2 separate regions of the Homo sapiens genome follow, and region 2 is linked to region 1. A link is an interaction called in ENCODE POLR2A ChIA-PET data of the cell type or tissue named here. Cell type or tissue: HepG2. All regions are shown on one strand. Each heading gives the region's core, and the rest is flanking DNA. Links, peaks and the distances in the headings are about the cores only.

Region 1 (2,721 bases), core at 222-2,721:
GCTCTAGACCTGAGGCTGTCAGAGGCTTAGGACTCTGCCTATTAGTCCCAGGGTCTGGATGACCAGCAGGACACCTGGCATTCAGTGACCACTGGATTAGATAAATGAAACAGTGGGCAGAGTGCCACCCAATCTCCCCCTGAAGTTTGAAGAGGTCGAGAAGTGAGGCTGTCCAACTGCTGACCCTGCTTTCTGTCCACCTGGCCACCTAACCTTTTCTGGCTTCCACCTGCCCCTTTGCCATCCCTCCCCCCAGCCCACCCAGCCCATTTTCAGGCATACCTGGGCACGTGCTGGAATAGAAGCCCTCGTTCTTCAGAATGATCAACAGGGAGCCCCAGCCCAGGAGTACAGCAGAGAAGAAGAGGTTCTCCAGCACAGCCGTGCAGGCCATCCACCAGCGCCTCCGGTACGCCTGTTGCAGCGTGGGGGCCATGCTGGCCCCGAGCCTGCACAGAAACAGAGCGCTGGGTGAAGGGCCCCCCAGTGGCCCCAGGGAAGGGTCCTGCATCATGGTGGCACCCGAGACCTCTCGGGCCAGCCCGCGAGGAGCCCCTCATGGAGGCCCCATAGAGCCCTGGGCTTCCCAGCCGGTGCCAAGGAGCTGGCTCCGCGCGCACTAGCAGTGCCAGAGGTGCACGCGGCACGGGGCTCCCGCTGAGCCACTATCGGAAACAAGGAAGGTCCTGTCTGCGCGCTGCAGCTTCCTAGCAGGCTGCCGGGTTCTCTCACCCAGGCCAGGGCGCTCAGGGCCGGGCTGCTGGGGAGAAAGTCCGCATCTGCCCAGGTCCCCAGAGGACAGCAAGGGGCAGAGCGCGCTCTGAAGCACCGCGGGCCCATGTCCGGACTCTCGCGCCAGGAAAGACCCCTAGAAGCTGGCAGGAAGAAGGGCAAGTTCAAGGCTACCCTACGACCCCATCTTCCAGTTGCCCCTCCAAGACCTCTCCTTCCCTCTGGGGCCGGGCGACAGCAAGCCCTCCCCCTTTCCGTATCAGGTGACCCACGACCCTACAGTCTCTCGGGCCAAGCCAACAGCTGCCACGTGGAGGGAGACCCAGGACGGGCTCTCCTCGGTTCCCTCCTCCCCCGCGCGCCCCTCACTCACTCCGCAGGGCTCGGGGCACCAGGCTTTGCACCTCGGAACCCGCTTGCCCCCCTCCAGCCCCGGGAGGGGGCTCGGACTTCGGCAGGAAGTCTGGCGGCTGCTGACTTTATAAGGGCAGCGGTGGCGGATGGGCTGGCGGGCGGGTGTGTTTACCAAAGGGAGGGAAAGAGCCCCAGCTCCCCCCGCCGCGGCCGCTGCAGCCTCGGCGGGAGGAGAGGGAACGCGGGCGGCGCGGGGGCGGGGAGCGACAACTGGGATGAGACCGAGGAAAGCGGAGAGGAGAAGGGCAAGAAAGACCCAGAGAGAGGGGAGGAAGTACCAGTCACTTCTTCCAGGGGGACTCGGTATTCTCATCTGTGAAACGGGGCTTTGGGTTCAAGCGCTCCAGGAGGTCCGCTGGAACTCTGGCAAACGCGCAGCTCTAAGCAGAGGAAGTGCAGCGAGCGGGGACCCGGGAGGAAGAGAAGAGTCGGAGGGGTCAGAGAAAAGAAAAGGGAAGGACGCGCTTGGCGAGATGGGACACTGTGCCGCGGGACCGCGGGCGCAAGTAACGGTCTTTCCTTGGGAAGCCTGGCAGTGTCGGCGGGAGCCGGCCTCGGTGTCTCTCAGCCGACGCATAGCCGGAGACCCTACGCGCGCCCCCTCCCCGCCCACGCTGCTCACCTCCGGTCACCGGCAAATGAGCAGCCAGCAGCTGCGGACGCCTCCGGGAGCGCAACGCTTTCGCGGCGCGTCCGGAGTCCCGTGGGCCCAGCCCTGAGCCGCGCCGGCGCTGGGGTCTTCTCTGCGTGCAGGACCCGGCGGCCACGGAGCTTCAGCCTGACAGCCCGGTGGCCTCGCCTCCGCTGTCTCCTCGGAAGAAGCGGGGGAACTGGGAACCCGCCGGGCGCCAGAGGTCTGCGAAGCTGGGCTTGGATGAAGTGGATCTGCGGAGTTGATAGTTGTATTTACACGCGTCCGGAGCTGCGCCCCGAGGTGGGGGCGGGGGCTCCCTTCTTTTCCCCTCCCCTTAGGTCGAGTTTCACGCGCACGTGACTCGCCCGCTGGTCCCGGACACTCTCCCTCTGGCACAGCCCCAGCACCTACATTTCCACCCTGGACCCCCATCTTCTCCCCCAAGCCCCCAGACTAACATCAGGCAGCGCCCTCTGTATCCTTGTTCAAAACAAAGTGCGATTCGGCTGAAGCCGACTGACCGCGATTCAGGGCCGCCTTGGGTGGGGTTTTGAACTGTGCAGCTGGAAGCAGTGTTTTCCGAGAGGCAGAGTGGCACGGGTTTCTTTGGAGTTAGTCAGATCGAGGTCTGAGTCTTGACTTTTTAACTGACTACCCTGGGTTACCTAGGGCAAGTTACCTCTCTGAGCCTCAGCTTCCTCCTCTTTAAATTCGGTTAAAATGGAACCTACCTAACTGCCCAAAGGAATCGCGATTGTGATGCAGGTAAAATGCTAAGCATAGCATTTGGCATAGTAAGCATAATGTTAATTGTTGCTGCTGTCATTATTTCAGAAGACCTGGTGATCGGATGCTTCCAGATCAACAATTGATTGACTCCAGGTAAATCTCTCAGCCTCCCTGAGCCTCAGTATCCTCATCTGTAAAATAGACTACTATGG
Region 2 (3,008 bases), core at 311-2,810, 61 kb before region 1:
AAGCATCTTGACTTTATTCTATAAGCAATAAAAGAGGATTTGTTTTTACAGAACTCATTATGTTGTGAAAATAATTTTCCAACATTAACAAAGAACATTCTTCAAGTAAAAGGAAAACCACCCATCATTCTCCCAACCTTCAATAATTTTCAATTTTGCATATTCTCCAGACTTTGTCAACATGAATACTTACTTTACATGGTCGCAATCAGTGTTCATGCAAATTCTTTTATCCTGACTTTTATAAACAAATATGATGTTATAAACCGGTCTCCATGTTTCTGCATATTCTTTATAATTATCATTTTGTGGCTGCATAATATTGCATTGACTATGTTAACTGCAGTTTTCTTAACCATTTCACTGTCTGGGGAAATGGAGGATAATGCCAGGGTCATGCCTGGAGCTTTTTTTTGTCTATTGCATTATATTCTTAAGATCAAATCCCAGCAGTGAGATTAGTCAGTCAAAAAGTAATAATATTTTCAAGGCTCTTGTTATATTTTACTAGATTGTTTTCCAGAGTTTTGCACACTGCTCCCAGAGATGTAGGAACACAGACGTCATCCAACCTTGCCAGTGCTGGGTGATGGTGTTTATAAACTTCTGCTAATTTAATAAGTATGAAATGCTATCCTCACACGGCTTTCATTTCTATCTCTTTGATCATTAACAGGTTGAACTATTTTCCAAGTATTTGTTTACTCTCTGCATACCCTCTTGGGTGAAGTAGTCATCCACTTCCTTCACCTGTTTATCTGTTGAAGTCTTGAGGCTTGTTTTATAAATGTGAGCGAGCACTTCAGAGTCAATAGACATTAATTGCTTCCAGCCAGATTTGGCCACTGAGGCTCCTGAGCAGGGGAATGCATGATCAAAACTACACCCTGGACAGATTAAATTAATTGGAGAAAATGGGCTGAGAGGCAGAGATATGTGTCACTGGCCTACTGTGTTTGATCCTATAGTGGGGGCCTGAACTGGGGCAACGGCCTGAGTCCCCCACTACCAGTAGCAGGAGGCTCCATGTGTCCCCCATATTAGAGCTTGCGGCACTTCCATTTGCCCCACCTCCTACAATACCCCACATACATGTACTCACTCTCCCTTGCAAATCTAGTGGCTTCAACCCACAGAATTTAAGGGGAAAGGAATTGTTCTGTCCTGTTCACTTACTGCAGAAATGAGAAAAGCGTTGTTCACATGGGATCACCTAATGAAGGGATGCCATCCCCAACGGTGCCTATAAGGAAATGGGGGAGGGTTGGAGAGTTGTGCAAAATGCAACAGGGAATCATCAGAGTCTCTTGCCCCATGATAGAGGGTTCTCAAATTAAGAGAGTCTACAGCAACTAATCTCACGGCCACTCTAGGCAGGGCTTCCCAATGCTTCCCCAACCCCACCTCCATCCTAGACTTTACCCACTCTGCTGAACACAGATGTTACCCATAGCACCTTGCACCATGATTGTTTGATTAGCACCTCCCACAGTAGACTGTGTTTCTGATAGGTCAGCAACATTTGCTGAGCACCTACTCTGCAGGGCTGTGCCAGGTGCACAAAATAAACAAAGCCAAAGACAACATGGACCCTGAACTCAGCAAGTTCAGAGTCAAGTGGGATAGGGAGGCTCTCTTCACTGGAAGGTAACTCCAAGAAACAATGGGACTCAACTTTCTAACCAAGAGAACTCCAGGGAGCTAAAATTCTGACTTCTGGTTAAGACTGGTGTGGAGCTTCATTAAAGAAGAAAAGATTCACCCAGACTTGAGTTCATAGCCTGGCTTTGCAGCTTTTAAGTCATGTAACCTTTGATGAAGTTATGTGACCTCTCCACCCAGCTGCCCCTAACACTTGCAGGGGCAGGGCTGGAGTGCAAAGGGAGGCACTGGTACCACAGCCTGGGAGGCACCACCCCACTAGTGCAAGCCGGGCAACCTCTGCCCCCAAGGCATCCCTAGCCTCCCAACTGCAAGCATCAATCTTGCACTTGGAAAGGAACCTCACCTTTGAAATCTAGGTTCAAATTTAGAATGATCCAGCTCCTTGAAGTTCTATACAGAAATACAGCCAGCAGCCAGGCCCGGTGGCTCACGCCTGTAATCCCAGCACTTTGGGAGGCTGAGGTGGGTGGATCACTTGAGGACAGAAGTTCGAGACCAGCCTGACCAACATGGTGAAACCCCGTTTCTACTAAAAATACAAAATTAGCCAGGCATGGTGGTACACGCCTGTAATCCCAGCTACTTGGGAGGCTGAGGCAGGAGAATTGCTTGAACCCAGGAGGCAGAGGTTGAAGTGAGCCAAGATCGTGCCATTGCACTCCAGCCTGGGCAACAAGAGCGAAACTCCATCTCAAAAAAAAACAAAACACACGCAGCTTCCCTCCACTTCCCAACCACAGCTCCATCTCAGACAACAAGGGGCCTCATGTCCATGCACATGAATATCCAACCAACATGTCTAAGGCCCAACCACACCCTCTCCAAACATCTGCCCCTTGGCCACCCTTTGGCCATGGGTTCATGCACTGGCAGAAAGGTAGTTCAGAGAAGAAGCCCACAAAGGGCCGGGAAGTCCACTTGGGCTTTTTGAGATTCCAGGGTCCAGGATAACCTAAGTGTGGTCTAGAAGAGAGATGCAGCTTCTGGGAGGCACATTCCTTGGTCTTAGGGACTTCTTGCCCCCATGGAGGGAAACTGGCTAGATGAGGGCCAAAGCAGAGCCCTCTAAAGCACAGGGCTCAGGGAAGGACTCTTTTTGACCAGATCTAAGAGCAGCACTACCTCTCTGAGCCTGTTTCTCCATCTGTAAGAAGGGGACATTAATAGACTCTCCCCGCTAGAGTTACTCTACATCAGCCAGCACACGTAAGTTCATGACATGAAGCAAGGGCTTAATATATACCCGTTGTACTATAAATAATAGGCCAGGCCTGGTGGCTCACACTTGTAACCCCAGCACTTTGGGAGGCCGAGGAGGATGGATCACAAGGTCAGGAGTTTGA

The links. Peaks named below come from ENCODE experiments on the same cell type or tissue, not always from the same donor. Only the 100,000 strongest peaks of a DNase experiment are listed, where the experiment ranks them.
Region 2: POLR2A ChIA-PET joins it to region 1 with 5 read pairs; 19 of 35 experiments call an interaction of 5 or more read pairs at or near these places.

The regions. Positions count from the first base shown.
Region 1 is chr11:57,513,676-57,516,396 of GRCh38, forward strand. SLC43A1 (solute carrier family 43 member 1) reads right to left here and starts at 2,027. Exons shown (of 15, transcript NM_003627.6): 1 at 1,769-2,027; 2 at 283-449. The coding sequence starts at 436. RefSeq lists an enhancer at 2,181-2,250. In HepG2, for the core only: no CTCF peak of the experiment used is centred there; DNase peaks (open chromatin) are centred at 996, 1,256 and 2,156; H3K4me3 peaks cover 2,500 bases.
Region 2 is chr11:57,452,198-57,455,205 of GRCh38, forward strand. No RefSeq gene overlaps it. Among named protein-coding and RNA genes, the nearest start is that of RTN4RL2, 6.8 kb to the right of the region's middle. In HepG2, for the core only: no CTCF peak of the experiment used is centred there; a DNase peak (open chromatin) is centred at 1,534.